2 separate regions of the Homo sapiens genome follow, and region 2 is linked to region 1. The links are chromatin loops, found by intact Hi-C in ENCODE. Cell type or tissue: HCT116. All regions are shown on one strand. Each heading gives the region's core, and the rest is flanking DNA. Links, peaks and the distances in the headings are about the cores only. Region 1 has its middle 170 kb from the start of LINC02501. Region 2 overlaps PCDH7 (protocadherin 7).

Evidence for each region. Peaks named below come from ENCODE experiments on the same cell type or tissue, not always from the same donor. Only the 100,000 strongest peaks of a DNase experiment are listed, where the experiment ranks them.
Region 2: it touches region 1 in a loop (2.9-fold over the local background); 15 of 110 quality-filtered maps call a loop at or near these places.

The regions. Positions count from the first base shown.
Region 1 is chr4:31,670,477-31,680,515 of GRCh38, forward strand. No RefSeq gene overlaps it. Among named protein-coding and RNA genes, the nearest start is that of LINC02501, 170 kb to the left of the region's middle. In HCT116, for the core only: a CTCF peak has its summit at 4,034; a DNase peak (open chromatin) is centred at 4,025.
Region 2 is chr4:31,041,185-31,051,223 of GRCh38, forward strand. The region is part of intron 2 of PCDH7 (protocadherin 7); the gene reads left to right. Among named protein-coding and RNA genes, the nearest start is that of LINC02497, 120 kb to the right of the region's middle. RefSeq lists an enhancer at 2,445-3,014. In HCT116, for the core only: a CTCF peak has its summit at 4,724 (motif pointing right); a DNase peak (open chromatin) is centred at 4,730; H3K4me3 peaks cover 741 bases; H3K27ac peaks cover 8,000 bases.

The DNA.
Region 1 (10,039 bases), core at 1,001-9,000:
CATTTCTATGTTAGCCTCCACTCCCCGCTACCCTTCCCAGCCTCTAGTAACCATCAATCTACTCTCTATCTCCATGAATTCAATTATGTTAGCTCCCATATGTGAGTGAGAACATGTGATATTTGTCTTCCTATGCCTGGCTTATTTTACTTAACATAATGGAAATTTTCTTAGGTCAAGTCAAGGGAATAGACCTCCTCTTTTGGAACAATGAAACATCTCAGAAGCTCATTTAACCCAATGTGGGTAGACTTTTTTTTTTTTTTTTTTTTTTGAGACGGAGTCTTGCTCTGTCGCCCAGGCCGGACTGCGGACCACAGTGGCGCAATCTCGGCTCACTGCAAGCTCCGCTTCCCGGGTTCACGCCATTCTCCTGCCTCAGCCTCCCGAGTAGCTGGGACTACAGGCGCCCACCACCGCGCCCGGCTAATTTTTTGTATTTTTAGTAGAGATGGGGTTTCACCTTGTTAGCCAGGGTGGTCTCGATCTCCTGACGTCATGATCCACCCGCCTCGGCCTCCCAAAGTGCTGGGAGTACAGGCGTGAGCCCACCGCGCCCGGCCGTGGGTAGACTTTTAATGGACAAGTTTCTTACATTCTCTGGACTTCAATAATTACAGTGATAGACACATTTATTGTTCAATCCGGAACACACACACACACACACACCACACTCATATAGACCAAACTTGTGATTTTAACTACTAAGAAATTAGATTAGACCGATGAGTTCATGTCCTTTGTAGGGACATGGATGAAGCTGGAAACCATCATCCTCAGAAAACTATCGCAAGGACAAAAAACCAAACGCCGCATGTTCTCACTCACAGGTGGGAACTGAACAATGAGAACACATGGACACAGGAAGGGGAACATCACACACCGGGGCCTGTTGTGGGGTGGGGGGAGGGGGGAGGGATAGCATTTGGAGATATACCTAATGTTAAATGACAAGTTACTGGGTTTAGCACACCAACATGGCACATGTATGCATATGTAACTAACCTGCACGTTGTCCACATGTACCCTAAAACTTAAAGTATAATTAAAAAAAGAAAAGAAAGTAGATTAGACAACCTCTAATGTTGTCTCAACTGAGAGACTATATTACACACTCATTCAAGCATTCATTCATTCATTCAATAAATACTATAAATTCATTCAAATAATACTATACTATAGAAATTTATTCAATAAATACATTCATTCATTCATTCATTCCATAAAGAAGATGTTAGGTAAGTATGAAGGCTAAGTCCAAAAATACAACAAACACAAAAGAAGTTGGAGAAGTGAGTCACCACTTTAGTTTATATCCTCACTTTGCAGCATATCATTTAATATTTTCACAATTTATTTAACCGTTTTGACTTATAGTAACCTTACAAGAAGTATAGTAATGGTAGTAGTAACCTTGTAAGAAGAAAAGCCAGTAAATAAAAATAAAAAAAATTGGCCTATGGGGTAGGATAAAAATCAAGAGTCATGGGTTATGGGAGCAAAGGGAGAAGAGAATTTATGTACTTCTCAGATGTTAGAGAATAAAAAAAGCATGTTGAGTAGGATAAAAGTCACATCAAAGAGAAACTGGGAGCAAAGAAATCAATCAACACCATTATTTATTTAACCAAACTCATGGATTTAGTTTATGTGATATTTATTTACCTTTTTTGCTCTAGGTGCTGCAGTAGGTATTGGCAATATAAGGATTAATGTAAAATAGTTTCTATTTGACTAATGTAAAATAGTTTCCAGCTTAAAGAAACTACTTGAACTTTCTTTTTTAACTCTTATTTTAGGTTCAGGGAAACGTGCAGTTTTTCAATACAGGTAAATGTGTCACAGGGGTTTTGTGTATAGATTATTTCATCACCCAGGTACTAAACTTAGTACCCAATAGTTATTTTTTCTGATTGTCTCCCTCCTCCCACCCTCCACCCTCAAGGAGGCCCCAGTGTTTGTTATTCCCTTTATTTCTCATTACTGAGCTCCCACTTATAAGTGAGAACATGCAGTATTTGGTTTTCTGTTCTTGCCTTAGTTTGCTAAGGATAGTGGCTTCCAGCTCCATCTATGAAGAAACTACAGGAACTTTAGAAAGCATTAGAGTCACCAGTGCTTCTTCTTAACATTCTCCAGATCCCATCCCACAAAGTTTTTGATTTAATGTAAATTAAATTATTGTCCAGAAAAAACAATTTTATAAAAATAAGCAAACTGCACGGTTATGAGTAGGTGACTGAAGGAGCATCCTGCAATAAAACAACTTAAGTGATTATACAAAGAATTTACTTTAAAATTAATAGCTGCAAAAGGAGCTTTAAATATAAAATTGTTTCTTATTTGATCTTAAAATTTTCTTTCAGAATTTGAATCAAAAAATAGGTTCTAATTTATTTCATTTATCATCTTGTATTCCATTTCATTATCTAAGCTTCTGAAAATCAAAATTGTTACATGGTGTTTGGAAAATATTTAAGGAACTAACTCTTTTGTTAGCCTAAAACATGAGAGATAAAGTTGAATAGCTACATTATTCCACATAAGCACTATTTTATGAAGGTGTACACTGAAATTATATAGGATTTCAATATAATTTGTGAAAAAAAAGGTCGTGGGATTTAAGATTTAAAAATGAATTTTTGGTTATAAATATAACCAAAAATAAGGACAAATTATGAATATCAGTTGGATAAATGCTGCTCATGTGTGTGACGCAGGTAGAAGAAACAACTATCTACCATTATTAATTTAGGCATTGCCCATGTGAGTCTAATGTAATTAATACATACAGAATTCTAAGAGTGTTCCAAAATATGACTTTATACTCCCAACATGAGGAAGAAAACACCTAAATACCCGGTTCCATGATTCTGACCCCCTTTACCTCAATTTGTATAGGTCAAGTGGTCTCAGCTGGATCCCTTGGTTTCAGCTAGGTCTAAGCGTGTCTTGTCAGCTCAGTTACAGAGTCAAAATTTGCATGAGGGTTTGTTAAAACAGGTGTGACGAAACACACACACTTAAGAAAACAAAAACAAGGTAAGAACAACCAGTGCTATGTATCTGGTATATTGGGCCCTTGACCTGAATTCCTTGATTTTTGATGAAATGTCAAGCAAATGAGATGGGATGTCTGGAAGAGCTATATTTACTAGAACTCTAGTGATAGATTGGGAACCTGAGCAATATTGCTTTTTTAGTTACATAAGAAAGTAGTCACAAAGTGAGGGAGAGTAGCAGTCTCCTCAGTAAGGCATGGCTTTGATTGACAGAAGACTACTGTGCGTATATGAGTTCTATTGAGAGCTTTAGCCCGTTGGCAGTAGTTGTCAGAATGTCATTCACATGCAGACAGGAGAGACCTCCCATGCACATTACACTGTGTAGGTCCTCAAGACTTCAGCACTGACCATGACTAGGGTAGATGAAGGAATGTCGCTGGACATGGAGAAAACATATATGACATTATCTGTGAACTCCCTGAAATTATAGAGTAAGATATAACAGGATGGCCACAATCTCCTATTAGTATCTAAGGAAAAGATAAGCAGAGGAGCATGAGTTACATATTGCACTTTGAAAACAAGAGTCTCACCTTAAAATAAATGGTGATCTATGTACATAAGATCTGAGTATGTGTGTATAAAAATAATTGTCTGCAAGGATAGTGCCTGTCCTTAGACTATATTAAGCAATATATTACTTAGAAAAATGGTGTGGAATCCAGTGTGGAATTCTTGTTCTTGTATGATTAAGTTTTCTTTAGTTTACAGCATAATTATTTCAAAGAGCAGGTCAGAAATTATTGTCATCAACTGGATACACTGAACATATCAGTCAGTATCACCAAAGCAAACAAAATTCACAGGTGGTTCAAATGTTAGGAATTTCAAACAGAGGCATGGACAAAGTTAAGGGAGCATGTAAGGGATGCTGAGGATCTCAGACATCATCAGGACTGGGGAAGCATTACTTCTACTGGGACTGAAATTATGTTACCAGAGATTAATGATACTGGGAGCAAAAGGAAAGGCCACCTTGTGGTGCTGTGAAGGAATGCAATTATTGTCAAAAAAGAGGCTGGGCACAGTAGCTCCTGCCTGTAATCCCAGCATTCTGGGAGGCTGAGGCAGGTGGATTGACTGAGTTCAGGACTTTGAGGCCAGCCTGGGCAACATGATGAAACCCCTTCTCTACTAAAATACAAAAAATTAGCATGGTGGCACAGGCCTGTAATCCCAGCTACTGGGGAGGCTGAGGCACAAGAATTACTTGAACCCAAGAGGTGGAGGTTGCAGTGAGCAGAGATAGCACCACTGTACACCAGCCTGGGCGACAGAGCAAGACCCCTTCTCAGAAGAAAAAAAAAGTTATTGCTGAAAGCCAGTTGGTTATGGAATCTGGTGATGTAACATATCAGATCAGCCACCCTTCATCCCCACCTCAGAGAAGGGCAGAGGATTGAGAATAGGTTCTTGAAATGGAAACTGGGGATAACCCACAGAGTTTACTCTTACAGGTAATTGTTGTTTAGACAGACAATTCAGAACCTTTGTTCTCAATTGCTGGGTAATTTCTAGAGTATCCCTTTTGTTCAGGCTACAGCAAGGGTCAAATTTTAATGCAGCCAAACTAGATATGTTTGCCTGTGCAATACCATATAACTGAAAATTTAGCTATCGTACATTGAGCTGACTCAAATGTACATTACATGTTCTTGGTAGAATTGATTAATGAAAAACGTGTTTATATGTTAGAATATCATTTAAGAGTTAATATAATTTAAGTAGCTGAAAGAAAAAAGAAATCAAAAATGTTTAGGCAAGTGTTGTATTATATAATATCTTTTTATTCAAAACCTATTTTAAAGACATCTCTGTTCATATCCTAAGTGTAGACACTGTATTTTGCATGTACAGTGTCTTGATCCCTGCTATACACAAAAGCCATGGTTGAATTTACATCCACCTACCTTGCTCAATTAGTGTATTTTTAAATAGCTAAGTAAAGCTTTTTTTTTTTAATCCAAAATAGCACCCTGTGAAATGCTTGGGTCCAAAATAGAATCTATGTGAAATCCAAAAAACCAAAATAGAATTCCTACAACTCTTGAAATCTAAAACACTTGAAAATAGCTTCAGTGGGTGTGACATATCCATCACTTTCTTATTGACTTAGGGTTACTTCTTAGGACTTCTTTGTAGGTTACTTAAAAGTAAAAACACAAACAAATACACACCAAAAACCTCCTGCTGTAATTCCAAATATGTAGAATTTATTTCTGGATTTCAGTTATCACTAGCTTGCACCCCAGGCATGAAGTTTTGTAGATGAAGCATGGTGTGTGTGTGTGTGAGAGAGAGAGAGCTTGATTATGTAAATAGCTAGTAGATATCAGTTTAGTTAACCGATATTTTTACCAATGTAAAGCTTCCTTCAGATTGTATTTCTAATACTGGCAACAAGATGCAGTCTACGGAGTTCTTTGTGATCAAAAGTCAACTAGGGTACTGACTTCTAAGGAGACACACTTTTCCTTTTTTCCTTTATAAGGCTATACAGTACACATGTCACTTACCATTTATTTCTAAGGGTCATCAAAAACATATTAAAGTTACAAAGCCCATGTTAAAATCTTGTTCAGCAGAGTTAGAAAGTGAATACAGAAAGAGGAAATATATTCAAGGAAAGGAAATGAAGGAAGATTAATCTAATGCTAGTAGTTGTCACTTACTAAATTATTATATATGAATCCCTTCCCCATCTCCCAGAAGCTTCATTGTTGGTGGTCTCAATCCATGCTAGGAAAAAAAAAAAAAACAAAACAAAACAAAACAACAACAACAACAAAAAAAAAACAACTGTGTGTGTGTTGGGAGGGGGTGTGGGGGTATGTGTGTGTTTATGTGTGATATTCCCATCTGTATCATCTATTAACTGTGTAGCTTTGATCAAGTTATTAAAACTTCTAAGACTTAGCTTCTTTTAGAAGTGCTGCATGGAGATGGGCTATTTTTTATTACAAACCAAGCATTTTGCACTTACAGTATCTAATCATCAGAGTCATACTTCAAGTCAGATATCTTTTTCAATTTTAGAGATAATTGTATGGAGGTTCAGAGAAGAGTTGAGAACATTGCTCGGGATATGTAGGTACAAAGTGACAGAGCTGGAACTTGAACCACAGTTCTTACTGTTTTATTCTCCATTGTAAGCACTTATATCCAAGAAGTGGCCAGGGACAAGCACAAGGAAGCCCCATGTAGATTATACTAATAATTGTGGCCTTTATTCTAAGAAAACAAAAAAGGCATTGTCAAGATTAATATAGGAGACTAATTGATCTGATCAATTCCGATTTTGTTTTAAAGTTTGCATTCTATGTGTAGAATAAAGAATAGATGATAGAGGGGTATGAGTGTATCTGAGGAGTTCAGTGTCTCCTTGGTGGAAATGAAAAAGAAAACAGACAAATCTGAGAAATATTTAGCAGGACAAAGTCACCAGTTAGAACATATATTTCGAAGAGAGTACAGAGTTAGGAAAATACAGCTCCAAATAAGACACAAAATACTTCACCAAATTGGCATCTTCCTTTTGATTATCTCTTTAAAAAGAATCTACCCATTGCTGGTGTAGTGTGCAGGAAGTAATTATCTAGTATTTATGACTAAATATATTGTACTTTTGTTTCCACTACTTTCACATTAATTTATTTCCTAGATTATAGTTGATTTTTTTTTTTACTACACTTTATGGTTGTTTTCAAGAAGATCCTTTTTTTGAACACTTACGATGTACATCTTGGTACTCTAATCTAGCTCTATTTTCTGTTAGATAATATGTCATTTTTGTCTCATCTCAAGATATGTATAGTATTTGACAAGATTGCCTTAAGTAGCTGGAATTTTGATAGTGGCACTTCCTTGCCATTATTTTTCTTTCATTTTATACCAGGATAAATCCCTTCCTTGCTTCTGTCCTTCATCTATGTATTGGTCCTAGGTTCTGCTTTGCATATGAGCTACAAATTAGCTATGGATTGCCAAATCTAACATTGAATGACGGGTGCTTTCGATTTTCAAACTGAAGAATACTATTTTCAATGGAATTGAAATGAAAGAAAGTATAAAGACTGCTTTTATTTCACTTTTAGAATTTGCTTATTGTTATATTTCATGAATAGTTTTATGAGTATGGGAGTTTTACAGACATTATAGATGATCCTCCCTGAGCACCAGCTAATCTTGCTGGTAAATAAATATGGATTTTGGTTCAGTTTTGGTTTTGACCAACCAAGTAGCAGATAGCATACTTACACATTCACATTTTTTAGATGATTCTATAATGTCACTCAAATAAACAGTAAATGTATATTCAGCCTTCTTCAGATGGACTTCAATATATCAATTCATTTTTCATCAGTATACTTGTCAAAAGTATATGAAATATAAAAAAAATTACATGAATTTCCCATGAATGTTTTTAGTCATGAAATAGTATTATATATTTTAAGTATACTGTTTTCTAACAAACTTCTTTCAAACTATGCACATAATTGGAGATGAAGATCTAATAGTCTATATTATAGCATGATGTGCTGAGTATAACCCTGTAAACAAATGGGCTTCTTCAATTGCATCATACACATATACATGGAGGAAAAATTCTGAACTTTAGCCAGGTGTTCTACAATACGACAGACAGTCTTTATTTAAAAATCTAAATTAATTTAATTTTTTATACTTTTATTTTAGGTTCAGGGTTTACATGTGCAGGTTTGTTACATGAGTAAATTGAATGTAAAACTGCCAAAATTTTAAATAGTTAGATTTCTTAATTACATCTTGATGGAAGACAAAAGAATTTTGTAAACAATTAGTCCCCTGTTATGTTGTGTATCAGATAACATGTTACATTTCTCTTGTTCTGCTGACTTGAACTTATCAAGACTTGAGTGTACCTTTTTTATTTTTTTTCCTGAAGCTCTGCTACACAACAGATGGGATGTCTAACATCCTTTTCTATTTAAAACATGCAAGTTCTAATCAACAGGAGGGTTTTAGAATGTTAAACCAGCCAGCCATAAGAAATGTGTCATGCAGTTTCCTGTCATTCTAATTAATTAGATAGCATTATTTGTTGTCCCCAATGAACCTAAATGAGCTCAATGCCAGGATAATAGCTTCATTCTTATCAAAGGTTTGTTTTCATATTATCTGCTTGGATTGAAGCAAAAAATCCAATATTCCAAGATTATCCCCGATTTATGAGGACTATGATTTATATATGAAGCCTACATATTTGAACTTAGTACTACAAGCAGCCTATTATTGCATGCTATTCTTGTTCTAAAACTACTGATGAAAAGAAATGCTATGTAAATTATTAGTGTGCAAACTATAAATAAAATATAATATGTGAAAATTTAGCATTAGTTATTGGGAAGCAAATGAACATAAAATTAAATGTCAAATGAAAATCAGGAGACAAATTAGAAGACAAACTGTCTTAAAATATTTAATCTTAATCTGAAGGCCATCTTGTGAGATTTTAAAGTGAAGGAGGCATGCTAAGTAAAATAACAATGACAATAGGTAATTAAGCAAAAGTGAAAAATACTAATTTCACTACATGATTCCAGCAAATACATTTAGATCATTGCACCATTATAAATATTTACCTATTATTACCATCCTTAAAAATGTCTACTTACTCAAAACATTTCACTAATTATATATTTCTTCTTTCTCCCCAATAGCTGTGCTTTGATATTTTCTGCAAATTTATTTAAATAGTTTATTTAAATACATTTCAATTAGATTTCAAAAGTATAAACATATATTTACCAACACAAACTCTTATTTTTGTATATAAAAATTTAAATCATGATGTTGGTAATTGATGTAATCTCTAATAATAAATAAGATCTAGTGTGTATTTGATGTGGATTCTTTTTTCTTTTTTCTTTTTGTTTTGAGAAGGAGTCTCGCTCTGTTGCCCAGGCTGGAGTGCGGTGGTGCAATTTCGGTTCACTGCAACCTCCACCTCCCGGGTTCAAGTGATTCTCCTGCCTCAGCCTCCTGAGTAGCTGGGATTACAGGCACCTGTCACCATGTCCGGCTAATTTTTGTATTTTTAGTAGAGACGGGGTTTATGCCATGGTGGTCAGGCTGATCTCGAACTCCTGACTTCGTGATCCGCCTGCCCTGGACTCCCAAAGTGCTGGGATTACAGACATGAGCCCCCGCGCCCGGCTTGATGTGGCTTCTAAGAATATATTTGTATAATCACATTAACATCATCTAGAAATAACTGGCAACCGTAATAGAGCTTAAAAGTTGCCATGACTTTCCTATTATTGCTTTGGAAGTCTTCTACCACTGCTATGTCATAATTAAGGATTAATTGATAGAAATATGTGCTTTATCTTTGGTAGTACTTCAAAACTGTCAGCAACCAGTATATTCTCTTCAGCTCATTTATTTCAGTTGAAAGACTACTGGTTTTCTAGCATCCACATAAATTGTGCTCATGAAATCGTCCTCCATTTACATAACTGTAATTAAGCATTCTCTTCCTTAAAATTTTCAAGCCCAGTTTCACATTTTCGTTGCTTTTATATTTCAGTGTCTATAATATCTACTAAGCCACGAGTTGACAAACTTTTTCTGTAAAGGGTCATATAGTGAACATATTAGGCTTTGCAGGCCATTCAGTCTCTGACACAACTGTTCAACTGTGCCATTGTGGTGGTGGCAAACAGCCATAGGAAATGTGTAACTAAATGGTCATGGGTGCACTGCAATAAAAATTAATTTACCAAAGTAAGTAGTGTGTTTGATTTGGCCCACAGACTGTAGTTGGCCCACCCTCATGTTCTATAGTTGGCCCACCCTCATGTTAGACTGTAGTCTTCTTCTTCAGGGAAGAGACCATATCTTATTCATCTTCACCACACGGTGTCTGTCACAGGAATTTGCACATTTTAGTGCCTTCAAAATTCACTGAATTACTGGGAGACATGTTACCATAG
Region 2 (10,039 bases), core at 746-8,745, 630 kb before region 1:
CTGAAAGAAGGTGCAATATCCATTTTCTTCTGAAGTGTCTCTTCTCATGGGAGTTACCTAGTGTATGGTACTGTCTAACTGCTTTTAGAATTGTTTGCTTGGTTATTATTCCGGGGATATTTTTTGAGTGATGAAAATATTTTAGTAATACATTGGCTTAATTTTCAAATACTGGCATTTTATTTTTATTCACCTTGCTTTCTTCTACTTGGTGTATTTTAAAGAGCATGCTCCTTGCTTAGCATGATGAAATGCAGTCACTGCTAATTATCATGGCTGCAATTTTCAACTTCACAAGTGAAAATCAAACCACAGACTCCTAAGTGCTGGAAGTCATGCAATTCTAAGCAAAATCCTGAAGGAGCACGACACAGAAGGCCAGTTAAAGTTACCCCCCACCCCCTTGCATTGAGCAGTCCTACAACGAAAAGAATTGTCCCCAACTAGACCATTGTTTCAGTTGGCATTGCTTTGCTAGTTATTTACATTTTCATTAGGGCAGGGCAATTTCCCCTCAAACAGGCTGTTGCAATTTGTTTATGTAGCGTTTTCATCCAATCAATATGCTTCTTTATGATGAAGATGCAGAAATGCCACCAACTGGCTTGGGCTATTTTTTAAAAAAATAATGCTGCTTTATAAAAGCAACTTTTACTATTTCTGAGGAATAAATGTCATCCAAGGGGCATAAAATAAACCAAGAATTTTAAAAAGTTTTCTGTTCATAGAAGTGAAATATTTTTTCCTTCAAGAGAGTTGTGTGCAACAGGGGACAAATTGTAGCAATGGGAGTAGGAAAGCTAATCAAAAAGGTAATCATGTGAATCCAGGCAGCATTCCCTCTGCAGCAAGATACTAGTGTTTCTGATCGACAAAGTATGCAGTGAGTTAGGGCACTGAGGTTTTCATCGGCTGAGTGTGCAGCCTCAGTAATGTAGAAATGCAGAGCACTCATTCATATCATTTGAATGAGCATGTTTCAAGGCTTGATTTTTATTCATATGTTTGATTGATTGTCATTTTCTCTCATCCCTGTTTTCTAGATAAGATAGGAGGATAGCAAAGTCAAGCAATGCTTTCCCTTCTAGTCATCAAATTAGAGTAACAGCAGTGAGTCAGATACTCTTGTTATAAAGAACAACCATATATTTTTTCCCAGTAGAATTCTCCAATCTCTTTTTGATCTTTGCATGCTGTATTAATGACTGTTAATTACATTGACATGGAGAATATTTGATTTTTTTGATGAACAGTGTTGCAATAATTTATGAAAACTATCATGCGTGTGTGTCTATATGGGTATGTGTGTGTGTATTTTATATTTATGAATCGTTTATGCAGATCGTTTCAAGAAAAGGGAGTCTTGTAAGTTAACTCCTAACTTAGTTTCTTTGGGGTCCTGTGGGAAGCATTGGGGAAGGATTAGATATCGAAGTCAAACTCAAAAATTTTACTCTTTAGGGAGAGACAATTGCACAAAAATAAATGTGATGTATAGTAAAGTGTAAAAACTACCATTTGAAAAATGCAGATGATCAGTGGTGGATAACATAAAAAAAGAGATTGTTTTCAGCAAAATAATGTGCATAAAGGAATTACTGTAAAGTTTGATGTCTTGTTCAATTTTTTGTTCCTTTAACAGAATACTTGAGACTGGGTAATTTATAAAGAAAAGAAACATATTTATTATCGTTCTAGGGGCTGGAAAGTCAGAGGTTCAGGGGCTACATCTGGTGAGGGGCCTTTTGCTGGTGCAGAGTCCCAAGGAAGCACAGGGTATCACATTCTGAGGGGCTCACAGGAGACAGCCAAACTAGCCTATATAATGGCCCATTCCTATGATAACCAACTCACTCTCATGATAATGCATTAATCCATTAATTCATGAATCCGTGAATGGATTTTTTTCATGGGGGCAGAGCTTCTATAACCCAATCACCTCTTAAAGACCTCATCTCGTAATACTGTTACCCTAGGGATTAAGTTTCAACATGAGTTCTGGAGGGGACAACTATTCAAACCATAGCATCTGGCATAAAATAATGTGCTTCAATGAACATATGCGTGCATGTATCTTTATAATGGAATGATTTATATTCCTTTGGGTATATACCCAGAAATGGGATTGCTGGGTCAAATGGTATTTCTGCCTCTAGGTCTCTGAGGAATTGCCACACTGTCTTCCACAATGTTTGAACTAATTTACACTCCCACCAACAGTGGAAAAGTGTTCCTTTTTCTCCACAACCTCCCCAGCATCTGTTGTTTTTTGACTTTTAGTAATAGCCTTTCTGACTGGTGTGAGATGCTATCTGATTGTGGTTTTGATTTGTATTCTCTAAAGATTAGTGATGTTGAGCTTTTTAAGATATGTTTGTTGGCTGCATGAATGTCTTCTTTTGAGAACTCTCAGTTCATGTTGCCCTTTGCTCACTTTTTAATGGGGTTTTTTGTTTGTTTGTTTCTTGTAAATTTGTTTAAGTACCTTGTAGATGCTGGACGTTAGACATTTGTCAGATGGATAGATTGCAAAAATTTCTCCCATTGTGTAGATTGTTTGTTCACTCTGATAATAGTTTCTTTACTCTGATAATAGTTTCTTTTGCTGTGTAGAAGTTCTTTAGTTAATATTTTCAAGAGGTTAAAGGAGGATGAGGCTGAGCAGTTACTGAGTTTACAAAGGAGATCACTGTAAGCCTTCAAGGCAATTGCTTTGTCATGGTAAAGGCATAGGCTAAAGTGTAAGGGACTTAAAATTAAATGGGAGCTGAGAAAATGGAGCTGGCTGGAAGTAGTTTACCTTTCTCTAAGGATATCTAATGATGAGAGAAAGGAGAGAAGATGGCAGCTTCTGGTGTAACTTATGCCTAAAAGTGGCAATCTCTTAGGGACAACTTCTGTTTATTTAAATACATAAATAGGTCAGTAAGTAAGTAAATAATAGTGGTGCCTACCATTAAGAAACAATGAGGAGAGGGTTCATTCAGTATAACAGATGCCACATTTTAGGGGGCTGGAAAGAAATTAGCAGGTTATGCAGAAAGCCAGACATTCTCAAGATTAACAAAGTGGACTCTGGGATTTTTATACAAACTGTGCAGAGAAAAGTCAAAAGGTATACACATGTCTGTGGGCACACATTTTAATACTATAACTGTGGCTTTTTTTCATTTATATAGTGTAAATTTTATATCCCATATTTCTTTAAGCATAAATATCCTATGACAACAAGGTATTATGGCTTTCTCCCTTTTCATTTTTTTAAGTGTAATTATCAGCAAGAAGAATGCATTCAACAGACACAGAATATTGATTTCATTTTTCATTGATTGACATTTCTGTGTTTTCTTATGCTAGGAGGCTAACAACTTTCAATTTTATGTATTTTATCTAGATTTTTAAAATATAATAATGATTTAATATATGTGGGATAATACATTACTACCACATTTGTGCACTAGAGTTATTCTAAAGTACTAAGCAGTGAAACAGACAAAAATGTGAGTGTTGTTAGTAATATAATTTGGTGTTTTAACAAACAATAACAAGAATCTCTAAATTAATTAATTGGTTATTTTAATAAGCTTGGAGTCCTTTCTTAGGAAAATAAAAATAAGATTCACTATAGCTGTCTTTCCTTTTCAGGAGGAGGGAGATAAAGTTAGTTACTTTTATGTATTTATCAATTTTCCCAAGTTGAAACACAAGTAACATAGGACCTGCAGTGACTTTTGGACCCTGACTTCTCTGCCTCAGGTTTAATCTCAAGCTATCAAGTTTTGGAGAGTCCCCTAAGTATTTTATTTTTATTCATTTTATTTATATTTCTTTTGTGGCCTAGCAGATATACGAATAACCAGTTAGATTTTTTAGGAAGTAAGCCAGCATATTAATGAATGATTTGTAATTTCAAGGTAGTTTATTAATTTATTCTAGCATGGTGGTGACACAGAAATTACTGTGACTTTAGAAAATAAAATTAATTTGAGCTTTAGAGTCTGTTTTCTTGCTTTCTTAACTTCTGGTACTTTATCTGAAGTGGAATCTCTGATGCTCTGGTCTTTCTGATGTGTCTTCTCTCTCTTTTTTCTTTTTGCACTTTTTTTCCCTAGGGATTTGTATTTCGATTGCAAACCTTCTTTGATATCAGGTTTCAGGAAGTAATTGTACACAGTATCTCTCTCTGTGTCTGTGTATGTGTGTCAAAGGGACAATATGAAGAGCCAGAGAGCCATTTCCGTAGTGAACATAAAGGTTCTAGACCAAATACTAAATTAAGAGATTCACACTTACACTGGGCATTCCGTTCCTGCTGTCAGAAGTCATAACATGATAAGCAGAACGGTAGCTGATACAAATGATGGTAGCATATTTAAAATCTTTGGTCAAATGCAGTTCCTGATTTGCTACAGTTTGGGATGGCTACTTGTTAATAAAATATTTTTGGTTGAAATTCTTAGTAACCAATTGATAACACTTTTCATAAATTCGATTATTGCAACCTATCTCTCCTGTAATTATAAAAACCAATACTACCCCATCTACATCCTTGCATTAAGCTGGTAGTACTACAAAGGCTGCCTTTTGAGGACAAGTTTGAAGAACCAGTGTGAACAGTTCTTTCATTGCACTTGTATTTTTCGAAGCACACTGATTCTGATACATGAAAGAATGTCAATTTTACCTGCAGCATTCTTGAATAGGTAGCTGGTGCCAAATTTCAGTAGCATCCTCCAGAGGGCACTGTCACCTGTTTTATATACTGTATAATTTGTATCCTTTTATTAAGATGCTGTGCAATACTTGAAGAGTTATTTTAATCTATTTTTATGTGAAATGCAATCACGCATTCTTTGCATCATCCACAACCCTGCTATCTACAGCAGCTTCCCCTGTCCATTGTTGTAGACCATGGGTTGACTTGTATATCTGTATACAAGTTTTATATCAGTAACATTTTGTAGATTGATCCACCTAGGCTAAATAGTCCAGTCTAGGCCTGTTTAATAAGGATCTTTCACAACACCCCCACTTAACCATAATTTTTCCCTTTTCTTATTAAAATATACTTTATGTAAGTTATCTTACTTTTCACCATATTTATACATATGCCATGCTTGGCTCTGGAGTCAGATTTCTTGGGCTTAAAATACCAGCTCCATCAGTTAGACTATGTGATATGGACCAATGACTTCTCTTCTTGGGTTATTAAGAAGATTATATGAGTTATATATGTAAAATACTAAGCTAATCTCCCTAATATAATATACTTTGAAAGTTCTCTATTGCATTTGCCATGACTCAAATAATCAGGGTTACAGTTTGTGAAATTTAGTTGAACTCTGATGATTGAAAATGTTTAATTTTTTTTCAAAATGTAAAGGATGCTTTTTATTTCTCAGACATAGAGTTTAAAAATCTCAGTTTTTTAAAGCATTTCCAAAAGTATACACACACATGCAAGTTATAGTTTTACAGAAATTCTCTTCTAAGTGACTTAGATTTAATTATTCAAAGAGGCCGAATCTATTGAGTTAAATATTCCAAAGCATAACAAAGTAAACAGTTTAAAATAAATTCTTTTTGTGGAAATGTTACTTACATCCATCATATTAAAGGTTTGGAGATTTTTTGCAAATACCACTTAAAAGGAAAAATCAATTAGTTATAATTTTCAGTTTGCACAGAAATAGCTGTATATACATTATAAATCCAACATAAGCATTTATAAGTGCAAAGAGGGATTGTTTATTTAATAATTGTTATAAAGGGATAAATGAGAATGAAAGGACACAGTTGCTGCTATACCATTCTGTACATAATAGTGCTTAATTGTATATAATTTTGATAGATTTGAGTAGTTAAGTTTTAATATTCTCAAGTTCACTAAAACACAAATTTTTTGTTTGTTTTTTTTAAATAGGCTCAATTTCCAAGTAGTTGAAACTTTCCTTTTTCTCTGATTACACAAATATCACATAACAGCAGTTTTAAAATCAGATTACATGGACTCAAAATCTTCTCTAAGATTAAATTCATGAATAACTTCATGTGGATTTCTCCTCAGCTGCTGTTGTGGGCAAATGTTCAAATACAAATTTCCCACGCATGTGTACACTACCCTATAGCATGATTGACAATTTGTAAGCTCCTAAGTGCAAATCGGTGGTCTCAAAACTTGGTCATCATTTCATCTTTTTTGTTTTTAAATTCAGGAATCATAAACATTGGGTCATGTACAGCTGTATCTTTTGGACAAATGCTCACTGTCATAGGAGCCGCCATCCCTGCCTTTCCCTGATTATCTAGCTTCTATTCACTCCATAGGAGTCACACAATTGTCATTTCTCCCTTCTCAAAATTTACTTCTCAAAATGCACTCATTTGTATCTTAAGAGAAATACAGTAGAGGCAAAGAGAGAAATTATTCAGTTTTTTGATTGATTGGTTGACTGACTGATTTCAGAGCTTTCTTTATGAGTTTCTTATATTTACATTTAGAAATTGATGTTGCTTTGTCAAGTTTGTCATATTTAATTAGCTCGCTCTCATAATTGTGAAGATAAGTATAGCTGATGCCTTAACCTATATTTTATTCTTGTTGATCATTTTCTTCCTTGAGGCTCCTATTTATTTCTGCAGTCATAAATGACTTGAGAGACAAGATTTAAAAAGTGATAAGTTCCCACTTGATAGGAGGTCTGTTTGGTTTAGACTGTAGTGACTTCTTAAATTAACATTTTTAAATGTCCACATGCATAGATGACTTGTGGTTTATTTATACATTTTTAACCATAATAAATTTTACCTTATGGTTGCATAGTAGTTATACTCCTCAAAACTTTAATTAAGCAGTTATCTATATGAGTATTTGTTAGAATATTAGTTCCATGAAGAAAGGGACTTTTTCTTCTTTCATATAATTGTATCTCTACTATCTAGTTAAAGATTGGTACAGTAAATATTTTTCAGAAAATATGTAAAATAAATTTATTATTAACTACTAAATGCTGTTAAATGACAAGAAAAAGAATATCTCAGGAGTCTTGAAAGGTAGAATATTAATGAGAGATGTTTCTGGATTTCTTTATGGCTCTACTCAGTCCTCAGACAAGAAGGTATACATCTATCAAGTCCAAAAACATGTTAACAATCAGAGTATCACAATTTTGGGTAAAATTTAGTCATTCTGTTTTCAATAAAGATTACATCCCACTAAGGCATGTAAATATTGACACTTTCTAATCCATGGCAATATAATTATTTTTAGTCTTCAGGCTTGATGCCAGTTAGAATCTTTCCATGTCAGTAGAATTCAGGACTAATTTGCTGTGATTAGCAAAGAATTACTTTGCAGGCTTTCTATTCATTTATGCAAGGACAGACCTGTTAATTCCAACTCACTGAATTTATATGGGATGCCCACAAAAGTCCTTGGAAGCCTCAAGCTTTTACTACAAATAGTTGATTTTTCCATATGCCAGATACTCAGCTTTTCAGGAGAAAGCATCCCACTAGTACTGTTGAAAAGAGAGAGAGAGAAAAAAAAAAGGCAAAGCTTAATTCTGTAAGTAAGGTTGCTATTGCCACTCAGCAAAGGAAATCGCACTTAACCCACTGCAGTGTAAGCTCTTCTTCCAAACAATCTGGAAAGAACATTATATGAAAATGTTGTCATAGCAGAGCTCCACAATGTAAAAGGACAAATTGCCCTTTGAGAATAAAAGTATAGTCAGGACAAAGACAAATATGATGATATGTATAATTCAACTGTAAACCAGAAACAGAAAAACAAGCTGTGGATATCATTTAAAAGTAATTTTTTTAATTATACTTTAAGTTTTAGGGTACATGTGCACAACGTGCAGGTTTGTTACATATGTATACATGTGCCATGTTGATATGCTGCACCCATTAACTCATCATTTAACGTTAGGTATATCTCCTAATGCTATCCCTCCCCACTCCTCCCACCCCACAACAGGCCCCGGTGTGTGATGTTCCCCTTCCTGTGTCCATGTGCTCTCATTGTTCAATTCCCACCTACGAGTGAGAACATGCGGTGTTTGGTTATATTGCTACTTGAAAGGGGCTTCAAGGCAGGCAAGCAAAAGTGAGAATAGAGTAATTGTGAGTGTTATAGGTAAGTATAACCCATTTCTTCCAAGTCATTATTAGGGTGTGATTTACAAGTTCAGTGATAGGAGGTATAGGCCCTAGTTAGGAGAAACCAGGCATGGATATGCAAGAGTGACACAGACAATGTGGGGCAGCCTGGGAAGCAACAGGCAAGAAATAAGCTACATTTCTTTCTCTTGCTAGTAACAGGGATAGGGCTTAAATCGTTGATATTGATTGTATCTGTTCATTGCACTGTAAGTGACAGAACACTTGACCCAAATTAGGTTTAGGTAAAGAGAAGTTCATCAGATTAGGTGTCCAAAAAGTTTGGAATTTGATCTGGCATGGCTGGTTACAGGGTCAGACGCCTTCATCAGGGCCCTGTTTGACTCTCTTCATCTCTTGATCTCTCTTTCCATCCTCAGACACGATATCTTTCTGTGATTAAAATATAGTACCTGATAGCCATTCCAGCATAGTCACATGGTCTCCAGTGAGGTCACGTGGACATATTTGAACCAATCATTTTCATGAAAGATAATATATTCTGATTGGCTTAGGCCCAAATCAAATGTCTACCCCAAGCTTAGGGATGGGATTATCTCTGCAGACACATCATAGCCTAAAAGCTGAAAGGGGTAGTTTTCTGAAGTAAAATAGTATATTTACACTAAAAATAGGGGAAGTGGATTCTGAGTGGCAAAAATACAAATGTCTACTTTATTGGTCAATAAATCAATAATTACAGAGAGATATGGGCATATCTCTCTGGCTGTGACAGGAGGTGCAGGACTCAGCAGTTCCTTTTGAAGTTCCCTGTGTTCAGTCTATACTTTGGCTTCAAGAATATGCTTCAGCAAGAAGCAGACAGAGAAGAGTACCCTCAGGCAGGCTTTTGCCAAACACTGGATTTGTGTCAGATTCATTGCACATCAATTTCGAGAAAAAACTTATAAAAATATCCTGATTTTGGAATTGGATGTTGATTCTATTACCATTGTACTCTGCTATGTAGACTACAATATTATTATTTGTTATACTGACAATATGTAGGTGGGGGCAAGTCTGGAAAATAAATTTTACATGACACAATAATTGTACTGACAGTTACATTGGCTCAGAAATAAAATAGAATAATGAGGAAAAATAAAACTATATATACTCAGAGTGCAAGGACTGTCCTCTGTTCAGAGACTTTTCGGTTGTAAAAGATGTCTTCTAAATATGATCCATGCTTCATTGTGATTGCCCTTGTTCAAGTATTGATTAGGCCTGTGGACATTAATGACAATAATGTGATGTAAAAAGATTTTATGGTAAGCATCTCATAATTTACTGAAATGATATTTATACTAAAGAGGGATGTGAAAATTTGTCTTGCCATTTCTAAGAAGCACATCTTTATAATTAAGTTACCTCTACTTCTACACTCACTGGACAAAAATTGGTGTAATTAAGTAGATAACATTTGTAGGATACTTTAGAATTCACAGAACAGGTTCAAATACTTTCCTCAAAAATCCTGTGAATTCATATATTGATTCTGTATTTTAGAGATTGATAATAGGACTGAATATATTTCCAGGGGTCACTTCCCTGCTTCACATTTATAGCTAGGTTCTCTGCTTCACATTGTCTATCCTCTGCTATGCTCGTGTGTTTCAAAAAGGGTGTTACTTGTGAATAGCACCTGAATCTTAATCGCTTAGTTCACATAATTATTTATCTATTTAACTGACTAATTTAACTATTTCACTATTTGTGTGATTTTTATTGGACCTGCCTTGGTAATTCCAATTCTTTCTTCAAAATATTGCCTATAAGCCACTCTTTGTTTAAGGTCTTCCTTGAATCCCCAAGCAAACATGCCTTGTCTATCATCACAGCCCCACCTTACAAGCATCTGTTAGCATGTCTC